Regions from separate parts of the Mus musculus genome. Here all the other regions are linked to region 2. The links are chromatin loops, found by intact Hi-C in ENCODE. Cell type or tissue: heart. All regions are shown on one strand.

Region 1 (8,000 bases), 770 kb after region 2:
GTTTGTGGTTCTCCTCAGGGCATATAAAACCTAGCAAAGATGTTTGCTCATTCTTTTTCTGTCTATAATTAAACTTCGGTCCATAAGAATGTCTCTGGGAATTTGTTGTTGTTGTTGTCACATTGGGAAGCATTATAGCCTTAATATTAATTCGGTTCTTCATATCTACTTTAAAGATTGACTTGCATACTCTGAAATTAAAAATCAAAAAGGGGGGGCTGGTGAGATGGCTCAGTGGGTAAGGGCACCCGACTGCTCTTCCGAAGGTCTGAAGTTCAAATCCCAGCAACCACATGGTGGCTCACAACCACCCGTAATGAGATCTGGTGCCCTCTTCTGGTGTATCTGAAGACAACTACAGTGTACTTACATATAGTAAATAAATAAATCTTAAAAAAAAAAAAAAAAATCAAAAAGGGGGTGTCAGGGACTCTTGCATTCAGCCTGGTGTAGCAGCCCTAAGAGGTTCCTAACCTAGGTTTTCAGGTTCGAGCCCATGGCTCCTGGGGCACCTCATGCCTTTCAGTTAGATGCCCCCCTCAGGCAGGGGAGATTTAAGCTATCTTTGTATCTCTGCATTCTCTAGAAGTCAGCAGAGCAAATAGAGTTTGGCAGAACAATTAGTCTCGGACATTATTCTTTGGGGACCCTGTCCAGCTCGAATACTGTCATTTTATCATGGCAACTACAATTGTGTTCTTCCTGGTAACCACCATTATATTCTCTTTCTGACAAGAGTATAAAAATGTCTGATTTCTTGCAATAATATTGACACAGTCTCAGTCTTGCTGTGACCCCCTCCTACAATACCTAATTTAATTCTCACTGACCCTGTCAGGAGACTCTGGCTCAGTAAGTAAGGGGCTTCCAGCTCATTCCTTCCCTCTTCCTCCATCACAGTAAGAGCTAATTATACACTCTTCCTCATGCTGGTTGCAGGCTCTTGTGGGAGAAAACAAAGCCTTCTCCTTCATCCTCTGCTAGGAAGGACACCAGCATACCTGGGACCCTGTGATTCCAAGTCTAGTGAAGAGAGTGTGGGCTGGTCAGGCCTGGCTTCTGTTGAGGAAAGCTGACTTCTGCTCAACACTTTCATTTCCTGGACCAGGCTTCCACTCAGGCTGTGCATGCCTGAAACCAACATCTCTGAACCCACTGCTCCTCTCCAATGCATGGATAGCTAATAAGGTCCCCAGGGTGTGGCTGAGGACAGACAAGCTAGTGCCACAGACACTCCGAGGCATATGGAGCCATGACTCAATAGCTATTTCCTACCCCCAGTTTTCCTATAACAGTGCACGTTGGTAAATGATCATTGCCATGCCTGCAAGTTAACCTTAAAAGGAGCAATGATCTGACCTTCCATAGACCAGAGTCTGTTACTATTTGCTGCAGGAAATAATCCCTGGGCCTGACACCCTGGAGAGCAAGGAGCTGCCATTTGTACACGGTTTTCTCCTATCATTTTAGGGCTCTTGTCCTTCCTGGAAAGTCTCACAGGAACATCACAACAGTTGGCTAGTTGTCTTTCATACCTCTCCATGTACACAGCGCACACTGGGTCTCAGGAGGAGATACCCAGGTGACCTACCTCAGACATGGCTCTAGTCTAGGCTGACTGTCAACAGCCTACCAGCCTACAATCAACCGTTGTCCCTGTCAGCTCTAACAAGAGGGCAAATCTCAACCCAGGCTAACAACTTCCCAGGGTTCCTGGAGTCCAGGCTGGGTCTGGAGCAGTTTCCTGGTGCTCACCTCTCCGTGAGATTCTCATGGTTTCCTCAGGCAGGCCCTGCTTGAGCCCTGAAGGGTCTTTCTCGAGGCCATGCTCAGGATAAGCAGCCTAAGTTACTGTGCAGAGTCTGACATCCTCACACTGAGTTACCTCACAATCTCTTTTCTGAAGGAGTGAGTCCAAGTGAGGCATCTCGGTTTATTGCTGTATTTCTCCCCTCTGTGTGCCCCGAACTAAATGTTCCCACCACAATGTAGGGGACATAGTTGAGTCATCAAGGCTTGTCAGTGCTGTGTGGGAAGCAGGATTAGCTCTACCCATGACCCCGAGGTTACAGAGAATTACTTACGGTGTACATGAAATCGCACAGAAATCGGAGTAATTTCAAAGTTTTGATCTAGCATATATAATGTGTAGACTCCCTCATCATTCTTGGTGACACTTTGGAAGAACAGGGATCCATTGCTATATATTGTCTCTCTGCCGCTGTGTGCAAGCCCCATTTTACTCCTATTAATGGATGTTACAAATCGTCCAATTTCATTGTGTCCAGCCCCACTGTTTCCCTTGTACCAGTAAAAGACTCGGAGCGTCTGCGGCAGATTGTGAACAAGTAGAAGAACATTGTTGTCTGCAGTAACGTTGGGCGGCACAGCCTCAACGGTGACTTGGGCAGTAGTGGCAGGGCTCCAGTAAGTTAAAAGTGAGGCTAAGAGGGAAGAGAGAAAGACCTATCAATGTTAGGACCTTTGCAAAACCTCTCAGCCTTGCTGTGAGTGCGTGTCCTATTGAGTGGCAGCCAGCCTCATCACCTCCATTCCTCAGCAACGCTGCATCTTTCCACTGTAGGAAACGCTCTTCTCAGGCATTCACACAGCTCACCGCTCACTGCCCTCAGACCCCAGCTCACACTCAGAGTCTTTGCTGGATGTAGGGCTATATTTTCTGACTTTCTATAAAGACCCTGTGCCTTTATTTTCTGGTCTTTCTCTGCTTTGTATTTTCTGAAGTGCTTGCCAACCTGACCCCACCTAGATATCCTTGCTGGTCTGTCTTTCTGCCCAGTAGAAGTAGGGCTTTGTGAGGTTTTGTGAGGCTAGGTGGATTTTGGCTTAGTCCCTGCTACCCGGAACACGCTCACATACCCGTGTACAAATCAGTGTCCCAGAGCCTAGTGTATTTGCAAATTTCTCAGTGTAGTATGGATGCTGTTTATTTGCCCCAGTTTGGTTTATACGTGGAGAGTCACCCTGACAGAGTTGTGGACTTCAGTCTTCAGGATATCCTAGCCAGCGCGATAAACTTAACAATAGGGAAGAACTGAGTTTCTCCTCACCATTTGCCAATTCACATTCACAAATACTCCGAGCTTCCTGTTGCCCTCAGGCTTCAAGCAGAAGCCAGATGTCCCTTCTCAGGTTCCTTTCCTCTCCCAGAAGACCCCAGCCAGTCTCTGAGCTCCCCTGCTCTCTACTGGGAAGGAATATCTCCTTACCTGTGAGCAGTAGTCCAACCCAGGGAACCTGCCCTTTGTGGAGATGTGCTGAGGCCAGCTCCATGTCTCTGCTGCCTGCCTGCTAGCTTCTTCTCCAACACTACTGCTAAGCCTGGCTGCCCAGGTATCTGCCCTGCTCTTCTTAGCAGAGTTGATTCTCCTCCCAGAGGAGGGCACCTCCCAGATTCACGTGGGCTGGGGGTGGAGCCTGTGAGTCTGACAATGCTGTTCTCCTGTCAGTGCGGGCCTCCCGTCCTTCTATTCCTCTTTCCAGTTCAGTGTTCTAGAACATACTCCGAGCAGCAAGGCTGAGGAGTGCCCTGTGCCCTGGCCTTGGGGCTGTCAACTGCAGCAGGAATTCCTGTACTTTCTATAGCCTAGAGTGACACAAACCCCCATGGGAGCCCTGTGTGCCCTGCTCTCAATGCTCACAGAGGTGGGGTTTACTCCAGGCAGGAAGTGGCAGAGTTATCTGGAGGGTTGGGAAAGGCCTAGCTGAGTGATGACTGGGTAGGACCTGATCCATCGTCACTGATGGCACCAGTCATGTGTCTGATCCTAGGATACAAGTTGTCTCAGGGGCTTCATATCCTGGGTGTGCAGGAGGACGTGACCTGTGTGTCCTGGAAAGAGGACTGTGTGCTCCATCTTCCTATGGAGGGCGCCAGGGAGACCTCCCCATCTTCCTGTGCTGGCCAAATGTGATTCAGGTCTGCCCGTGCCCTCCGTAACCTTCCCAGGATGGCTCTGTTCTCCTTGGTGAATGCCCTGGGATTTCCCATCTCTCCCATGGATGATGGAGGATGGAAGGGACCACATTGGTTGTTCTTGCAGAATGGAGTTCTCAGAGATACAGGAAAGAGCCAGGAGGACAGAGTATGGTTAGGTGAAGGAACTGGCTCCAGGTGTGTCAGAACTGGGATGGAAACCAGGCTGCAAGACATGTTCATCCCTCAGGAGTTTTTCTGTTGAGTATATGGTTCAGTGGCTCCCCTGGTGTTCACGAGGAGATCTGCAGCTCACATCTGGGCTGCCCTAAGGTTGGTAACCAGGCTCCCAGCTCCATGATGGAGCTAAGCAAGAAAGGCTCCAGATGTGGAGATCCTTTGAGGATCCATTCAGCTTTTTGCTAGAGACTATTATAGTCATGAAGTGAGACTGGCTGCCTTTTGATCTGCAGTTCCACGGTGACTAATGAGGTTGATCCCCCGTTCCCATGTGTCTAGTAACTTAGTTGGACATCTTGTTCCTGGGGCAGCAATATCCTAGAACTGTGCTTTCTCTAAAATTGTTTTATTCTGACTTCTAAATATTAAAGCAAAGCACTTTCACTCACCAACAATAGCATATTTTAGAATTGTAACAATAAGAAACACGGGCTGGAGAGATGGCTCAGTGGTTAAGAGCACCGACTACTCTTACAAAGGTCCTGAGTTCAAATCCCAGCAACCACATGGTGGCTCACAGCCATCCGTAATGAGATCTGACTCCCTCTTCTGGTGCACCTGAAGACAGCTACAGTGTACTTAGTATAATAATAAATAAATCTTTAAAAAACAAAACAAAAACAAAAAAACCACAAAAAGGAAGCTTCTTAGTGTGTGTAATTCCGGGTGTGTTAGTATTTGAGATGCAGTAGCAGTGAGTCAGCATTCCTTGGAATTTGTTTTATAAATTCATAATTATGACTATTTAAGCATACATCTCAGTGTCTTCACTCTCTATAGTTTTTATAGCTGAAATTCTTGTTTAAAGAACTATGGTCCCTAATTGGTGGTACTTACCAGAACTACACTGTACAGGAGCATTCAAAGGATGAAAGACAGAACTTCAGATCCAGGTCTCCCAGTAAGGCAGCGGCCCCGCATGGAGTCCCACGTGGACACTGCTTGCTAAGGACCTGTTTTACGTCAAAACCGGTTACATTCGAGAGAGCATCCAAAGGGCCCACACCAGGTACATCATATGTGTGAGCCCATGAGGGAGCACTTTGTCTCTTTACAATTACTGCACCATTGCCAGGTGGTGGTGCACACCTTTACCCCAGCACTCGGGAGGCAGAGGCAGAGGAATCTCTGAGTTCAGGCCAGCCTGGTCTACAGAGTGAGTTCCAGGACAGCCAGGGCTACACAGAGAAACCCTGTCTTGAAAACCAAACCAAACCAAACCAAACCAAACCAAACCAAACCAAACCAAACCAAACCCAACCCCTTTATGTTCTCCTTCCTAATGTTATATATGTAATTACATGTGTACATGCAGACATTAGAGCTAGGATCCACAAACAAGAAAGGACATATGGGGTTTTCTTCCTGAGATCAAATGATCTCACTTAACATGATATATTCTAAGTCTATCCACATCCCTGTAAAGTTTGTGATTCATCTTTCTGTAGAGACAAACACTACTTCACCGTGTGTGTGTGTGTGTGTGTGTGTGTGTGTGTGATAGACTTGCATTGTGTATTAATTTGTTGATGGAGCTCTAGGTTGGTTCCATTTCCTTGCTATAGAGGATGGAGCAACTATAATTATTGGGGTGCAGATATCTCAATGGTAGGGTACAGGGTTTCTGGGTAAATGTCCAGTGAAATAGCTGCATTATATGCTATTGCAAATTCTTTGAGGAATTCCACACAGCTTTGTATAATGGCTACAGAAATCTGCACACCCACCAGCAATGAATAAGTGTTCCTCTTTCTCCACATTCTCTTCAACATTTGTTATCAGCTAATTTGATTACAGCCATTCTAACTGGAGTGGGCTGGCGTCTCATAGTAGCTTTAATTTGCATTTCCCAAAATTAAGCATTGCTTTTTTTTCCTAAGCTGTACCAGTTACTTATGCCAAACACAAAAGCCATATCATATATACAATTCACAAGTGTGTTTTTCTGTTCTGTGGTTGTTATTTCAGTTTGTACTTTTAATTCATAAACTCACTGTCTCAGGGTTGCCATTGCTGTGCTGAAGCACCGTGATCAGAAGGGGGAGGGAAGAGCTTACTCAGCCTACACGTCCACATACCTGCTTATCACTGGAGGACATCTAGACAGCAACTCAGACAGAGCCAGTCTTGTAGGCAGGAGCTGCTGCAGAGGGCACGGAGGGGTGATGCTTACTGGCTTGTTCTCCATGGCTTGCTCAGTCTGCTTTCTTATAAAACCCAGGACCACCAGCCCAGGGATGGCCCCAACCACAATGGGCTGGACACTCCCACATCAATCACTAATTAAGACAACCCCCTACATGTGTCCTACAGCCAGATTTTGTGGAGGCATTTTCTCAATTGGGGCTCCATCCTCTCATATGACTGTAGCCTGTGTTAAGTTGATATAAATTTATCCACACTTACTAAGTAAATTTGACTAAAGCATAAAGGCCAATTCTCATTTGCAAACCAACATGTTCTTTTTAGTGCATTCTTCTAGGATTTAAAATCAAATTAAATTCTCATATTTGAAAATGTTTAAAAGTGTCCAGATCTCAGGACTCACAGGGAGGGACCTTTGATGAAATGCCGGACAGTAAGAAGAGGGAACTTATAGAGTCCACCTCCAGGAGGAAGATAGGACATCAAGTGAGGTATGGGTTTCCACCCCACAGTCACACCTCTGACCCATAATTGTTTCTGTCTGAAAGAATTACAGGGATGGAAATGGAGAGGAGCCTAAGGAAAAGAAGGTCCAGCAACAGGCCCAAAGTGGGATCCAGGTCAAGGGGAGGGCCCAAGGCCTGACACTATTACTGGGGCTATGGAGTGCTCACAAAAAGGGATCAATCATGATTGCCCTCAGAAAGACCCAACAAGCAGCTGAGAGAGTCAGATGCAGATATCTGCACCCAACCAATGGACAGAAGCAGCTGACCACTGTTGCTGAATTAGGGAAGGATGAAAGAATTTGAGGAAAATATTGATCCTATAAGAGGACCAGCAGTCTTAATTAATCTGGTCCCCCGAGATCTTTCAGACACTGGACCACCAAACAGACAGCATACACCAGCTGATATGAGGCCCTCAACACACATTCAGTAGAGGACTTCCAGGTCTATGTTCATTCAGAGATGATGCACCTAACCCTCAAGAGACTGGTAGCCCCAGGGAGTTTAGAGGTTAGATGCGGTAGAGGGTGTGGGCATCCATGTGGAGACAGGATGTAGTGGGAGGAAGTATGGGATGTGGAGCAGTTGGAGGGTGGGAGGGGAGGGGCGTGGATTGGAATATGCAGTGTAAAAAATGAATTACAAATACAATTAAAATTTTAAAAAAAGTGTCCAGAACATGGTATATCCTTCTGACCCTCAGAAAGCCTTTGGGAGGTAGACTAGTTCTCTATTTCTTTTTTTTTTCCCCAGTAAGGTTTCAAAGGAGGGGATAGGGGAGGCAATTTTGTGTTCTAGAGGGAGAGTCTCCAGGGAGAGACAACTGGAACTGGGAGGGTTCTCTGGGATGAGCTAGAAACCTAGAGCAATGGAAATTCCTAGGAATGAATGACGGTGATGCCAGTTAAGATTTCTAGCAGTGGGGGAGATAGAGCCTAGATGAGCCATTGGGACACCAACCCAGTCACAAAACCTTTGATTTGCAATTGTCCTGGCTACAAGACATGCTGGGGTAAAGGTGATACAGAAATTGTGGGAGGGATCAACCAATGGCTGGTCCAGCTTGAGACCCAGGCCATGAGAGGGAGCTCACCCTTGAAACTGCCCAGAGGGCCAGGAGCCAGAGGTTGGATAGCCCAGAGATCAGGATACAACTAGACACAAATGGG
Region 2 (8,000 bases):
TAGTTGTCTGCAGATGATGGTAGAGCTTTGCTCCAAAATCCCAAAGGTCTTTTCTGTGATTCACCTACAGGGGCCTGCCAGAGGCTCCAAACAGCATCTCTATCAGCCACAGACACCTCAAGTACCATCGGGTCTGCTGGGTCATATGGTCCAAGTGGTAGAGCAGCCTGCACAGCAGCCTGGACCTGTTGAAGGGCCTTCTCCTGTTCCAGGCCCCACACAAAGCTAGCAGCTTTCCGAGTCACTTGGTAAATAGGCCTAAGTAACACACCCAAGTGAGGGATGTGTTGTCTCCAGAATCCAAATAGACCCACTAAACGTTGTGCTTCTTTCTTGGTTGTAGGAGGGGCCAGGTGCAATAACTTATCTTTCACCTTAGAAGGAATATCTCTGCATGCTCCACACCACTGGACTCCTAAGAATTTCACTGAGGTAGATGGTCCTTGAATTTTGGTTGGATTTATTTCCCATCCTCTGATACGCATATGTGTTACCAATGAGTCCAAAGTAGTTGCTACTTCCTGCTCACTTGGTCCAATCAGCATAATGTCATCAATATAGTGCACCAATGTGATATTTTGTGGAAGATCCAAACGATCAAGATCCCTTCTAACTAAATTATGACACAGGGCAGGAGAGTTAATATATCCTTGAGGCAAAACTGTGAAGGTATACTGTTGGCCTTGCCAACTGAAAGCAAATTGCTTCTGGTGGTCCTTATGGACAGGTACTGAGAAGAAGGCATTTGCCAGATCAATAGCCGCATACCAGGTGCCAGGAGATGTGTTAATTTGCTCAAGTAAGGAAACTACATCTGGTACAGCAGCTGCAATTGGAGTTACTACCTGATTTAGTTTTCGGTAATCAACTGTCATTCTCCATGATCCATCTGTTATCTGCACTGGCCAGATAGGAGAGTTAAACGGAGATGTGGTGGGAACCACCACCCCTGCATCTTTCAAGTCCTTGATAGTGGCAGTAATTTCTGCAATGCCTCCAGGAATACGATACTGTTTTTGATTCACTATTTTCTTTGGCAGAGGCAACTCTAAAGGCTTCCATTTGGCCTTTCCAACCATAATAGCCCTCACTCTACAGTTCAGGGAACCAATATGAGAATTCTGCCAATTTCTGAGTATATCTATCCCAATTATACATTCTGGAACTGGGGAAATCACCACAGGATGTGTCCGGGGACCTACTGGACCTACTGTGAGTCGGACATCAGTCAAAACTCCATTAATCACCTGCCCTCCATACGCCCCTACTTTAACTGGAGGGCCACAATGTTTCTTGGGATCCCCTGGGATCAGTGTCAACTCAGAACCAGTATCCAGCAGACCCCGAAAAGTCTGATTATTTCCTTTTCCCCAGTGTACAGTTACCCTTGTAAAAGGCCGTAGGTCCCTCTGGGGAAGAACTGGAGAAAGGGTAACAGCAAAACCTTTGAGTGTCTTATCAAGATCCTTCCTCAGCGGAACCTGGCCACCCCTTCATTCAAGGGGTTCTGGATCTGCAAACTGTCTCAAGTCTGGAAATTGATTCACTGGCCGAGATTGCTGTTTACCACGATCTAATGTAGCCTTTCTTTCATTTGTTTGAGAATTTTTCTGCTTATACAGATCAAACAAATATGCAGTAGGCTTCCTATGTATTTCATTCCTGGAAACACCATGATTGGTTAGCCAGTACCAAAGGTCCAACCGAGTCATGCCATTATAAATTTCACCTCTCCTGTGCTGACCATTACTGGGTATGTTATTATAAACATTCTTTTGTCTACGCTGTCCATTATAATAACTAGAATCACCTTGTCTCGGGCGATTCAATGCTGCCACCTGGCCCTTGTTACCTCGGAATCCAACTAAACCCAGTGAATTTAATTCATCTAATTGAGCAGAAGCATCTCCAATGCTAAGATCTGGCACAAGGAAAAGGGAAAGAACAAAACCCTTCAAATGTGCTGGTGCCCCTCTCACCAATTTGCGTCTTATAGAGCTGGTGAAAGGCATATCTTCTGGACCTTCCCATTGTGGACAATTATGCTTTACACAATATATCCACTCTAGCATTGCAATTTCCCTAAGTCTTAAAATCCCTTCATTAACACTAAGCCATGGAATATCAGGCATCTCCAAGTCATTTCCAGTAGGCCATCTTTTGATAAACACCTCAGCCAACCATTCAAACAAACTTTTGACACCTTTTTTAACTATGCGAGCTTCCGTATTAAACCTAGAATCTCTACTCAGAGGACCCATGTCAATAAACTCAGCCTGCTCTAGTTTTATGTTCCTTCCACCCTTATCCCACACCCTTAAAATCCATTCCCACACATATTCACCAGGTTTCTGCTTGAATGAATTAGCAAACTCATTAAGCTCCTTAGTAGTGTAGCGAATTTCCTCATGGACTACACTTTCTACCTCCCCTCTAGGAGCCTGTTTTGCTTTGAGTCTGGTTACAGGTCTAGAAGAAACTATTGGTGGGCCGTGAGCAGACTCTGCAAAATTAATTTCCTCATGTGGGGAAGGCATTATTTCAAGAGGTGGGGCTGAGGGTACTACTTCCTCAGGTGGGGCAAACCCTTGAGAATCTGAGGATTCAAAATTCTCAGCTTCAACATGGTCTTCCCACACATCCCCATCCCATGTTGTAGGATCCCATTCTTTGCCAATTAGAGCCCTTACTTTAACTGTCGACACACTCTGAGGCTGAGACTTGAATTTTCGCTGTAGTTCAGCCAACCTTACAATGAGAGTTTCTGTTTGATTTTCTGCAACTTGAGCTCTATTGCTACAAGAGAGAAGATTCTCCTCAAGGACACACTTAGCAACTTTTAGATCGTTTACTTGTGTCTGGAGACTTTCGATTTTATCACACAACTCCTTCCTTTCATTCATCATTCTTTCCACAGATACTAAGAGCAGCCAGCCAGTAAAATCATTTTCCGATTTTTTCCCCATCTTGTAGAAAGCTTTGTGCACTGAATCACCTAATTCATTAAGAAAATCAAGGTCATTAGCTTCTTTAAGTTCGGAATATAGTTTCAACCATGGGTCTTCAAAATTCTCTGAGCTCCCAGGAGGGAGAGAATCTGGAGAGGTTTCAATAGTTGAAAGTGCTGGTGGATCAACAAGCCAATTCCAGTATTTTAAAAGATTCATCCTTGTACTTCTGTTACTCTAGAACCACTCCTGGTACCAAGTTCTGTATTAGTCAGGGTTCTCTAGAGTCACAGAACTTATGGATAGTCTCTAGATAATAAAGGAATTTATTGATGACTTACAGTCGGCAGCTCAATTCCCAACAATCGTTCAGTCACAGCTGTGAATGGAAGTCCAAGGATCTAGCAGTTACTCAATCTCACGCAGCAAGCAGGTGAAGGAGCAGGAGCAAGAGCTAGACTCCCTTCTTCCAATGTCCTTATATTGTCTCCAGCAGAAGGTGTAGCCCAGATTAAAGGTGTGTTCCACCACACCTTTAATCCCAGATGAAAGGCGTAGCCCAGATTAAAGGTGTGTTTCTTAAACTCGGAGATTCAATCTTCTGGAATCCATAGCCACTATGGCTCAAGATCTTCAAACCAAGATCCAGATAAGGATCTCCAAGCCTCCAGATAAGGGTCACTGGTGAGCCTTCCAATTCCGGATTGTAGTTCATTTCAAATATTGTCAAGTTGACAACCAGGAATAGCCACTACATCTGCAAAAAGTGATATTTTGACTTCTGCATTCTGATGATGGTGAGTGGTCTTGATTTCTGTTAGTAGGATTCTTATGTTTGCCTTTCGCCATCTTGTATTCTCTGGAGCTAGTTGTTATAGTTGTCTCTGGTTAGAGCTTGTTCCTCAGGTGATTATGTTAGCCTTTATCAGCAGACCTGGGAGACTAGCTCTATCCTTAGTTTCAGTGGTCAGAGTACTCTCTGCAGGCAAGCTCTTCTCTTGCAGGGAAGGTGCCCAGATATTTGGTGTTTGAACCTGCCTCCTGGCAGAAGTTGTGTTCCACTCACCAGAGGTCTTAGGATCCCGTGGCAGATCCTGTGTGGGTCCTTGCGGGTGTCTGCAGACTCCCCGGGCCAGGGACCACGGTGCAGCAGTGGGCCAGAAGGGACTTGAGCCCTGGGTCAGGCTGGATTATCTGCTTCCTTAATTAATGCAGTCTCAGGTCCTGCGCGATTGGATTGGAGCAGGCGCTGTGTTCCACTTACCAGAGGTCTTAGGATCCCGTGGCGGATCCTGTGTGGGACCTTGCGGGTGTCCGCAGACTCCCCGGGCCAGGGACCACGGTGCAGCAGTGGGCCAGAAGGGCTCCTCCACAGTTTTGAAAGCCTTGTTACCATCCATAGGGCAACCCAGATGTGAGCTGCAGGTCTCCTCCTGAACACCAGGGGGCGAAATTGGACCATATAATCAACAGAAAAAAACAGAAAAAAGGCATAACCACCCCTTGTATATTTTCTTTTTTTACATTTTAAATGTTTTCCCCTTTCCAGGTCTCCCCTTCAGAAATCCCCTATCCTCACCTCCCTTCCCCTACCTCTAAGAGGATGGTCCCACACCCACCCACTCTCATTCTCCTGCCCTGGCATTCCCCTACACTGGAATATTGAACAGCCTCAGGCCTGAGGGCCTCTCCTCCCACTGATATCCAATAAGGCCATCTTCTGCCACATGTGTGGCCAGGGCCATGGGTCACTAATGGATACAGAAAATGTGGTATATTACACAACAGACTACCAATCAGCCATTAAAAACAATGACTTCATGAAATTCATAGGCAAATGGATGGAACTTGAGAATATCATCCTGAGTGAGGTAACTCAGTCACAAAGGAACAAACAAACAAGATATTTACTCACTGATAAGTGGATATTAGCCCAAAAGTTCAGAATACCCAAGATTCAATTCACAGACTATATGAAGCCTAAGAAGAAGGAAGACCAAAGTGTGGATGCTTCACTGCTTCTTAGAAGGGTGAACAAAATCTTCACAGGAGGAAATACGGAGACAAAGTGTGGAGCAGAGACTGAAGGAAAGGCCATCCAGAGACTGCCCCACCTGGGGATCCATTCAACATATAGCCACCAAACCCATATGCGATAGTGGATGCCAGGAAGTGCTAGCTGATGGAAGCCGGATCTGTCTGTCTCCTAAGAAGCTCTACCAGAGCCTGACAAGTACAGAGGCAAGGTGGAAGCTCACAATCAACCATTGGACTGAGCATGGGGTCCCTGATGGAGGAGTTGGAGAAGGGACTGAAGGAGCCGAGGGGGGTTTGCAGCCCAGTGGAGGGAGCAACAGTGCCAAGAGGCCAGACCCCCACAGAGCTCCCGGGATCTGGATGACCAACGAAAGAATACGCAAGAACCTATCTTGCAACCTGGATTGCAGTTTCCATCCCAGTTGACACAACTGGAGCCAGCTCCCTCACGTAACCATACTCTGTCCTACTGGCTTTTTCCTGTATCTCTGAGAACTCCATTCTGCAAGGACAACCAATGTGGTCCCTTCCATCCTCCATCATCCATGGGAGAGATGGGAAATCCCAGGGCATTCACCAAGGAGAACAAAGCCATCCTGGGAATGTTACGGAGAGCATGGGCAGACCTGAATCACATTTGGCCAGCACCGGAAGCTGGGGAGGTCTTCCTGGCGCCCTCTATAGGAAGATGGAGCACACAGTCCTCTTTCCAGGACACACAGGTCACCTCCTCCTGCACACCCAGGATATGAAGCCCCTGAGACAACTTGTATCCTAGGATCAGACACATGACTGGTGTCATCAGTGACGATGGATCAGGTCCTACCCAGTCATCACTCAGCTAGGCCTTTCCTTAACCCTCCAGATAACTCTGCCACTTCCTGCCTGGAGTAAACCACACTTTGAGTGAGCACTGAGAACAGGGCACACAGGGCTCCCCTGAGGTTTATGTCACTCTAGGCTACAGGAAGTGCTGGAACTCCCTCTGCTGCTGACAGCCCCAAGGCCAGGGTATAGGACACATCTCAGCCTTTCTGCTCAGAGTATGTTCTAGAACACTGCTCAGAGTATGTTCTAGAACAATGAACTGGGAAGAGAGGAATAGAAGGATGGGAGGCCCGCACTGACAGAACAGCATTGTTAGAGTCACAGGCTCCACCCCCACCCCACGTGAATCTGGGAGGTGCCCTTCTCTGGGAGGAGAATCAATTCTGCTATGAAAAGCAGGGCAGATATCAGGGCAGCCAGGCTTAGCAGTAGTGTTGGAGAAGAAGCTAGCAGGCAGAAGAGACATGGAGCTGGCCTCAGCACATCTCCACAAAGGGCAGGTTCCCTGGTTTGGACTACTGCTCACAGGTAAGGAGATATTCCTTCCCAGTAGAGAGCAGGGGAGCTCAGAGACTGGCTGGGGTCTTCTGGGAGAGGAAAGGAACCTGAGAAGGGACATCTGGCTTCTGCTTGAAGCTTGACGGCAACAGGAAGCTCTCAGTGAGTGTGAATTGGCTAGTGGTGAGGAGAAACTCAGTTCTTCCCTATTGTTAAGTTTATCGCACTGGCTAGGATATCCTGAAGACTGAAGTCCACAACTCTGTCAGGGTGACTCTCCACATAAAAACCAAACTGGGGCAAGTAAATAGAATTATTGCATACTACACTAAGAAATTTGCAAATACACTAGGCTCTGGGACACTGATTTGCAAAGAGGTATATGAGCATGTTCCAAGCAGCAAGGGTTAAGCCAAAATCTACCTAGCCCTCCTCACAAAGCCCTAGTTCTATGTGCAGAACGGCAGACCTGCGAGGGCATCTAGGTGGGGTCAGGTTGGCAAGCACTTCAGAAAAAAACAAAGAAGAGAAAGGCCAGAAAATGAAGGCGCAGGGTCTTTAGAGGAGGAGGTCAGAGAAGATAGGCCTACACTCAGCAAAGACTCTGAGTGTGAGCTGGGATCTGAGGGCAGTGAGCAGTGAGCTGTGTGAATGCCGGAGAAGAGCGTTTCCTACAGTGGAAAGATGAGGAATGGAGGTGATCTGCTGGCCACCACCCAATAGGACACAGGCACAGCAAGGCTGAGAGGTTTTGCAAAGGTCCTAAGATTGATAGGTCTTTCTCTCTTCCCTCTTAGCCTCACTTTTAGCCTCCTGGAGCCCTCCCACCACTGCACAAGTGACTGTTATGGCTTTTCCACTCCACGCTGCTGAAGGCAACAATGTTATTCTAGTTGTTTACAATATGATGAAGGGAGTCTCGGCCTTTAGCTGGCACAAGGGATCTACTACGTCTACAAATGCTGAAATTGTACGATTTGTAACAGGCACTAATAAGACTATAAAAGGGCCTGTACACAGTGGCAGAGAGACACTATACAGCAATGGATCCCTGCTCATCCAAAGGGTCACCATGAAGGATACGGGAGTCTACACAATAGAAATGACAGATCAAAACTATCGTCGTAGGGTCCTGACTGGACAATTTCATGTACACAGTAAGTAATTCTCTGTAACCTCTGGGTCATGGGTAGAGCTAATCCTGCCTCCCACACAGCATTGACAATCCTAGATGACTCTACTATGTCCCTTACCTTGTGGAAGGAGCATTTAGTTCACGGCACACAGAGGGGAGAAAACCAGCAATAAACAGGGATGCCTTGCTTGGACCCACTCTTTCAGAAAAGAGATTGTTAGGTAACTCAGTCTGAGGATGTCAGACTCTGCACAGTAACTTAGGATGTGTACTGACTAGTTTTGTGTCAACTTGACACAGCTGGAGTGATCAAAGAAAAAGGAGCTTCAGTTGAGGAAATGGCTCCACGAGATCCAACTGTAAGGCATTTTCTCAATTAGTGATCAAGGGGGAAAGGCCCCTTGTGGGTGGGACCATCTCTGGGCTGGTAATCTTGGTTCTATAAGAAAGCAGGCTGAGCAAGCCAGGGGAAGCAAACCAGTAAGGAACATCCCTCCATGGCCTCTGCATCAGCTCCTGCTTCCTGACCTGCTTGAGTTCCAGTCCTGACTTCC
Region 3 (8,000 bases), 55 kb after region 2:
AGAGCAGAATTGATTCCTTGGCATCGAGACCCTTGCAAATTCATTATCATAGACTTGATTTGGCTGACAGAGGCCTTGCTGAACCTGAGGTTGATAATTCTCCTTCAGGAGCTGCATAGGAGTCAGACCTGTACATACTGGTTCTTCATAAAATGAATCCAGTATGGGCACCAGGGTGGGTTGCAAGGCTAAGCACCACAGGGGAAGGACTAACACGGACCATCTCTGAATTCCCCATGAGACAAACCTGGTTTGCAAGGAGGTTGGTATCTGTTTTCAACCTTATCCTAAGGATTTTTCTAAGGCTCTGCCTCCCCTCCCCAAATGATACCAAGAGCCATGACTGTGGGTCATGATGGTACCCACAGGAGGAATCAGGTCAATGCTCCCCCCCACATCCCGTTAACGCCCACTCATCCAAGGAAGAGATGAATATTGATCACCCCAGTTCCATGGGGCCTTATTGAAAATAATTAAAAGGGAGGATATGCCGGGAGCCATGGCCTCAGCCATGGCCTTGTGGATATTTTCTAGCTTACATAAAGAATCTTGAGAGAACATTCATGGTCGTAACAATAAGAATGTTTGTGGGAAAAGAGGACAGTGACCATTGTTTCCAGGAGCTGAAGATTGCCACCTGACCTTCAGAGAGCCCCTGGGCTCTTCCCTCCTCCTCTGGAGCCCCCCACCTCCCGCTTATGCTTATATTGCCACTCCTGAATAATGTTTTTAGAGCTTGATCAGTATGATTGACTTGCTCTCATTCTTCCTGTCTCTTTCCCTCCCACTCTCTCACTCCCTTGCCCTGGGTCCCTGCTGATTATTCCTGCAGGTCAGGGCACTAATCCATTCATGTAGATTCTGGTCTTGCCTTTAAGGGTCTGATTACCAATTTGCATTTGGCACTAGCATTTTCAAAAGCCAAAGGTTCAATTAATGCTCTCCTAGGTACTGGATCTGATTTCTTTCCACCTACAGCTGAAGTTAATCTTTAAAAATTCAAGTGAATGTTTCCTTTGGACCTTGTTTAACCAAGGTTCAAGTCTTTTTGCTGTTTCTTCAACCTTGTTCCAGGCATTTAAGCCTGCCGCTGCCATGCAACACAATTCCAAGGTTTCTTCATCATATACGATCTGCATCCCTTCCTCAGCATATTGACCGTCTGCTGGTATTTAGAAATAGTAGTACCTCCGGCTCTATATTTCTGTGCTATCTCCTTAGCTGCTTTTCTCCACCATGAAAGCCACTGTAACTGTGGCTCAGGTTCTAATACCGATCTTCTTACAAAGTTCCAGTCTAGGGGGATTATTCTATTTTGATCATCAAAGAAGACAAGCTATGTTTTATGAATGGTGAGTGTATCCAAAAGTTAGTAACATTTTCTATAATTTTTTAAAAATCCAGCATATTCTTTATAAATGTGTGGCCTCTGTTGCATACTAACTAGATAAGCCAAACTTTGTTTTCTAATAACCTTTGGTTGGCTTTCTTTTTATCTTCTATCTCTATCTGAGTATTTTTTTGTTTGTTTGTTTGTTTGTTTTGTTTTGTTTTTTGTTTGTTTGTTTGTTTTTCAAGAGAGGCTTTTCTCTGTGTAGCCTTGGCTGTCCTGGAACTCACTCTGTAGACCAGGCTGGCCTCGAACTCAGAAATCCACCTGTCTCTGCCTCCCAAGTACTGGGATTAAAGGCATGTACCACCACTGCCCAGCTTTTTCTTATTTTTACTTATTAATATTCTAAGCTCCTTTTTAAGGTCTGTGTCCATATTTCATACCTCTCTTGTGCTTGTATCTCTGCCATCCTACCATTTTGTTCAACCTGACTTATAGTAATTTTGTAACTTCTTTAAGGCTTGTCTTCATGTTTCATTTCTCTCTGTGTGTTGTTCATTTTTACCTATAAATTTTTGTACCTTCCTTTCTAAGCCTTGCTTCCATATTTTTCCATATTTTGTATCTCTGATATTTTAGTAGCTTCTTTATTTTGATTTATTAATTTTAGTATCATTTCCTCTAAACCTTGCCTTCATGTTTCTCTGTCTCTGTCTCTGTCTCTGTCTCTCTCTGTCTCTCTCTCTCTCTGCGCTTCAGTCTGACCAATTTTTCTTCCAAGGCCTGTCTCATTCTTCCAAATTTCTCTCTTTCACCTTCACTTTTAATTATAAAATTTTCTATAACTTTTTCCTAAGGCTCTTTGTTTTAAGAAGGTACAGAAAACCATTATGAGTCTCAAGAGTTAAGAAGAAGGAAGAGGGGGGCCTCTGTGTCCACATCCCCTGAGGTACCAGCCACATGACAGTATAGTATAGAAAAGAGTTTATTCAGGACATGAGACGAGTTGTGGGAGTAGAGACAGAGAAAGGCAGAGAGAGAGGGGGGAGAGAGAGAGAGAGAGGAGAGGCGTGTTGTGAGCATGCACGTGGAGAGAAAGGGGGGAGGACAATGGGGAAAGAGAGGAAGAGGGTAAGGGAGCAGGAGTATGAGGAGAAGAGCAAGAGAGAGAGGAGGGGCAAGCAGCCCCCTTTATAGTGAGTCAGGCATACCTGGCTGTTGCCATGTAACTGTGGCATGGAGCCTAGACAAAATGCCAACAGCTCCCTCATCACATCCAGATCTCTCCTCCAATCTAGGAAGTTGTCAGACCTTGGAGTTCTCTCCTCTAGCCAGCATGAGTCAGGCCAAGATGAGTCCCCTCAGCTGGGTCTAACAAGTTGGTATTGCCCCACCTCAGATAAGCTTTTAGCCCAAGAGAACAGCTCCATCAGCCTCCCACCTACACCTAGATAAGAACTGCTTCCTTCTCCACTGCCACCCCGAGGCTCCAGTAAAAAAGCCAGGATTTGTTGGTTGTTGTTGTTGCAGCTTCTCTTGGGGTATTATTGTTCTTCTCTGGCAGGCACCTTGCTGTACTTTGAGAGCTCTGTTCTATAAGCCCTGAGCAATTGGCCTTTGAGAAGCTGTAGATGCTAGGTAACTGCTGTTGTGTGCATAGCAGGAGTCTCTTCTGCAGTCCTGTGCTTGATTCCTCCCTTTGCAGCATGCAGATCACTCAGTATCTCTCCAATGGGAGCAAAATGCCTAGTTCCATGCCAGCTGTTAGCCTAAATCTATATCGAGCTGGACTGTTACCCACAGTCCCTAGCATGTAGAAGGTGGGTCATAGCCGGTTGCAGCTCTGTCTCCCATGTGCAATCCCACCCAGTGCTCTCCCAACCCCAGGACACAGCAAGCGGCTCTCGACCTTGTAGCTCTGCAGGATCTCTGCCTTCTCTGCTTTCTACCCTTTTTCTGCTTTCTATTCTCTTGTCTAATATTCTGAACATGGATTTTAAAGGTATGGATAATATATTCCATGTTGGGCACCAAATGAACTGGCAAGTTTAAAAGTTGTCTAGTCTTTTGCCTTCTATTCATTCTCCTTCAGGAATTGTTATGCACAGAAAAGATATTGTAGAGTGCATATTCTTAGCACACACACAGAGTAAGAAATTAAAGACCTATGTAGAAAGGTTTCTGAATTGATTCTGAAAGGAAAAATGAGAGTTCATCAGTTAGCAAAAAAATAGACCCAGCAAAAATTGTGGTACTGTGGGGCTGGAGAGATGGCTCAGCAGTTAAGAACACTGACTGCCCTTCCAGAGGTCCTGAGTTCAATTTCCAGCAATCTCATGGTGGCTCACAACCATGGGTAACAGGATTTGATGCCCTCTTCTGTTGTGTCTGAAGACAGTGGCAGTGTACCCACATACATTTAAAAATAAAAATCAAATAACAGTTAATAGGAAACAGGTTGTAGACCTGTTTATAAATAGTTCTTTGGGGTTATTCCAATCTTCATCGTCAGCAATCCAGTCCACTAGAACAACACCAGCATGTATCAGCAGCAGCAGCAGTCCACTAGAACAACACCAGCATGTATCAGCAGCAGCAGCAGTCCACTAGAACAACACCAGCATGTATCAGCAGCAGCAGCAGTCCACTAGAACAACACCAGCATGTATCAGCAGCAGCAGCAGTCCACTAGAACAACACCAGCATGTATCAGCAGCAGCAGCAGTCCACTAGAACAACACCAGCATGTATCAGCAGCAGCAGTCCAGTCCACCTGGCAATAACCACTCACAACTCAGCAATGGCAGTTCAATTCAGAAGAAACCACATGGCTCCACCTATTGGCCTGAGTCTGCAGAGTCAGCAAGTAGCCAAAGGAATATCACAAGAAGTTCTTCAGCAAGTTACTCTCTACCAAGTTACAGCAAGTGAACATTAGCAACGTGATGCAAGGCAAACCAACACCAGAGCCTCCTCCCACTCTCTGTGGGGTCATATTTACATTATTTCTAAACATCACAGGCCCTCTCCTGTGTCTGCTTCAGCAAAACATCCTTTCACCTGTATGCACCTGCAAAACAGCAGATAACATAACTGAGTTTCCTAAGAACCAGAAATTTCCACTTCATAGATGTCTCAATGTTGCAGAGGCATCTCAGGTGACTGTTCAACACCAGCTGTCTCTGTCATATCTACAGTTTTGGAAGCTGCTTGCTCTGAACTTCCTGTTTACTCAGGTAAAATGTATCTTTCTCACGTCTTTGGTGGGAATGAAGACTATATAGTTATAGTCTAAAAGTTTCCTTGTTATCACATTCAGAAAGTTAAAACTCACAAAAGAGGTTCACGTTTATAAACATATAAAGTTTAAGTTGTGCAGGATCTAAGAGGATGTTTTAAAGGTTGATAAAAACAAGTTATAACTGTTGAAATGTCAAAGATGTTTAAAGATGGCAGATGCAAGCTGTAAAGGTCAGAGAATCTGAAAGCTTTAATAGTGATAGAAAGTGACTTAGGTGCAGAGCTTTGGACTCACCAAAATAGGATCAATAGTGGAGCACTTTCTCCAAAGTTGCCAGGTAAAAAGGACTGGACATTTGTGAATGTAATTCTTACCTGATAATTGTTCTTATTATATATCATCTATTGATTTGAGAGAAAGACCCTTTATTTGTCTAAAAGGGGAAGATGTTGGGATAATGTCTTGTGTAAAGGTTACCTTTGTATTATTCCAATGTTGATTTCTGTGGCAAAGATTTGAGTACAGGCCAACCTTGTTATTGTTATTTTTATGAAACTTTACCTGTCTAAGTGTTTTGTAAACATTCTTCTCCATCCTTCTGATTGGTTTACTAAAGAGCTGAATATCCTATAGCAAAGAGGAGAGGACAGGAGAGGGGAGGGGAGCGGAGGGGGAGGGCAGGATGGGGCGGGGCGAGGCGAGGCAAGGAGAGGAGAGACATCTGTCAGAGATTAAAAACTGTGGGAAAGAATCAGGCACAGGGGATTGGCCAGCAAGATGCAGAGGGAGAAACAGACGCTGGGACTGATTGGCTAAGAGAGAGGTAATGAGCCATGTGGATTAGGATAAATAAGTAAATTGAAGCTATACAAGCTGGTTGGGAACAAGCCTAAGCTAAGGCCAAGCTTTCATAATCACAAAAAGTCTCCATTCATTACCTTGGCAGCCAGTGGGTCAAACCAGTCCAGTGATGATATTACCAAAAGTGATCCAGTGCAATCCCCATCAAATTCCAAAAACACAAAAGCATATCTGTGAAGAGAAATAGAAAACACTACATTCACTCAGAAGCACAAGGTCCCAAATGGCTAAAGCAACCACGAGCAGAAGGGGGAGTGCATAGGAGTCACCATATTTAGGTCAAATATACTAAGAGCAAACATAACAAAGCAATATGGGACTGGCAAGAAAAGGGACATTCAAAACAGCGCAGCAGGACATAGGACCTAAAGTTGAACAGGATTTCCATCTTGCCTTACACTGGTCATTAGTCTGCTGGCCATGGACTCTCTCAGCCTATAGACAACTCTGTGAGGTGTTTTCTTGATTTGTAATTGATGTGGAAGGACCCAGCCCTCTAGGAGTAATGCCACCCCTGAGTATGTGGCCTCAAGTTGTATTAAAAAGCAGTTTGAACAAGCCTTGGGAGCAAGCCAGGAAGCAACAGTCTTCCAGGGACTCTGCTTCAGTTTCTGCTATGACTTCCTTTCAAAATGGACTTTATATATATATATATATATATATATATATATTGTATATTGTAAGACAAAAGAATTCCTTCTTACCCTAGTTGCTTTGCTCGTGGTGTTTATCACAGCAATAGAAAGCAAACTAAGTCACCTAGTTTCCAACAGTCCCAATATCTACAGACATCTCCCACAAGCCTGCTCTAAAATTGTCTTCTTCTCATGTCTCTGAGGATATTACTTTGCCTCCTGGCCATCACTCACCAGAAGAGACCAGGTGATTATAGGGGAGTCACCTAGACAGATGACAAAGCTGTCCCAGAAAGGTCAAGAGGACATGAACAGACCCCAGACACAGCTCAGCCCACACAGGCAGGTAGCATCTCTCCCTGAGACTATTCATAGGATGATGAGGTCCACATTCTCTCTTAGGTCACACAAGTCCCATCCTCCTGCACATCTAGGACACAAATCTTCTAAGATAACTGTTCCTGGGCTTCCATTCCTGGATCAGAACCTAACTGGTGACACCAGTGACAATGGTTCCATCCCCTCCCCAGTCATCACTCCACTGGCCCCTTTCCAGACCTCACAGACAATCTCTGTCACTTTCCTGCTGGGAGTAAATCCCACTTCCCAGAGCATTGAGATTGCTCAATGGGCAGACTGGGCTCAGCAGGGTTTCTGTATCACAAGAGGGAATAAACCACAGGGTTTAGGAAGGACAGGGGCTCCCTCTGATGCTGGCAGGGCCAGGGCCAGGACATGGCAGAGGTTAGCCCTGGGGTAACCTGGTCTCGAAAATCAAGTGATCCTGATTAACATTCCTACTCAAAGTGTGTTCTAGAGGACTGGGCCATGAAGACAGAAGGGCAGAAAGGACTGGAAGGCCACACTGAGAGCAGAAGAGGTTAGGGACTCAGCCCGTGTGTCTCTGGGTGCTGCTGCTGCCTGTCTGAAAGTTCAGCTTCAAGGAAGGACAAGAGGCCTGGCACCAGAGCAGCAAGGCACGGAAGCAGTGCGGGAGCTGAAGCGCTTCTCCACAGAGAGAGGACAGAGCAGGCAGAAGAGACCATGCTGTTCAACCTCATGGTGCAATAGGGTAATGTCCTTAAGCAGGGAGTCCTGCTCACTAGTGTCCACTTGAGGAAAACTCCTTCCTGTGTGCGCCCCAGCGCAATACCATCCAACACAATGGACTCTCTAAGGAGCCCTTAAGTGTCCACTTCACACATGCAGCAGGGTGGGAAGCAGTGACTAAGGAATGGGGTTGTGTATGACCAAAGTATATTTTCACGTGGGTGTGGAGTTGTCAAATAATTAAAGTACTTTCAAAAAAGTAAGTGGCTCCAATCCTCTTCACTATTTGAAGAAAACAGAAAAAAAAAAAAAAAACTTAGAACACAAAAGTGCCTCCACCGACCCTCATTCGAAACCTGGGGGGGTGGGGGGGGGAGGGGAGGGGAGGACAAGAGCAAGCAAGCTGGTCTACCTCCCAAAGGCTTAATGTTCTGGAAACTATTAAACACTTTCAAATGTGAAAAATTAAATTGCTTTTAAGTTTTAGAAGAATTTGCATTAAAAAACAATAGTTGGTTTTGTGAATGAATACTGGCCCTCATGCTTTAGTCAAGTTTACTTAAGTCTTCTGGATAACTTTATGTCAACTTGACACAGGCTATAGTCATGTCAGAGAAGGGAGCTCCAATTGAGAAAATGCATTCTTAAGATACAGCTGTAGGCAACCCTGTAGGGAACTTTTTAAATTATTGATCCATGAGGGAGGGCCCAGACCATTGTGGTTGCTGCTGTCCCTGGGCTGGTGGTCCTGGGTTCTATAGGAAAGCAGGGTAAGCAAGCCAGTAAGCAGCCCCCCTCCATGGCCTCTGCATCAGCTCCTGCCTCCAGGCTCCTTCCCTATTTAAGATCCTGTCCTGCCTTCCTTTGATGATGAGCAGTA

The links. Hi-C counts contacts between places; a loop is a spot of excess contacts. Peaks named below come from ENCODE experiments on the same cell type or tissue, not always from the same donor. Only the 100,000 strongest peaks of a DNase experiment are listed, where the experiment ranks them.
Region 1: it touches region 2 in a loop (22-fold over the local background); 3 of 42 quality-filtered maps call a loop at or near these places.
Region 3: a loop joins it to region 2, with 3 times the contacts of the local background. A loop is called at or near these places in 30 of 42 quality-filtered maps.

What each region holds. Positions count from the first base shown.
Region 1 is chr7:24,772,570-24,780,569 of GRCm38, reverse strand. Ceacam10 (carcinoembryonic antigen-related cell adhesion molecule 10) reads right to left here and starts at 3,366. Exons shown (of 4, transcript NM_007675.4): 1 at 3,231-3,366; 2 at 2,085-2,444. The coding sequence starts at 3,294. In heart, no CTCF peak of the experiment used is centred here; no DNase peak of the experiment used is centred here.
Region 2 is chr7:25,538,042-25,546,041 of GRCm38, reverse strand. It overlaps Ceacam2 (carcinoembryonic antigen-related cell adhesion molecule 2), which reads left to right and starts at 6,038. Exons shown (of 9, transcript NM_001113368.1): 1 at 6,038-6,341; 2 at 7,109-7,468. The coding sequence starts at 6,278. All of the region lies in intron 6 of 4732471J01Rik (RIKEN cDNA 4732471J01 gene), which reads right to left. In heart, a CTCF peak has its summit at 4,396 (motif pointing right); no DNase peak of the experiment used is centred here.
Region 3 is chr7:25,482,569-25,490,568 of GRCm38, reverse strand. The region is part of intron 4 of 4732471J01Rik (RIKEN cDNA 4732471J01 gene); the gene reads right to left. Gm38967 (a long non-coding RNA gene) reads left to right here and starts at 3,728. Exons shown (of 2, transcript XR_881898.3): 1 at 3,728-4,569; 2 at 6,878-7,383. In heart, a CTCF peak has its summit at 4,185 (motif pointing left); no DNase peak of the experiment used is centred here.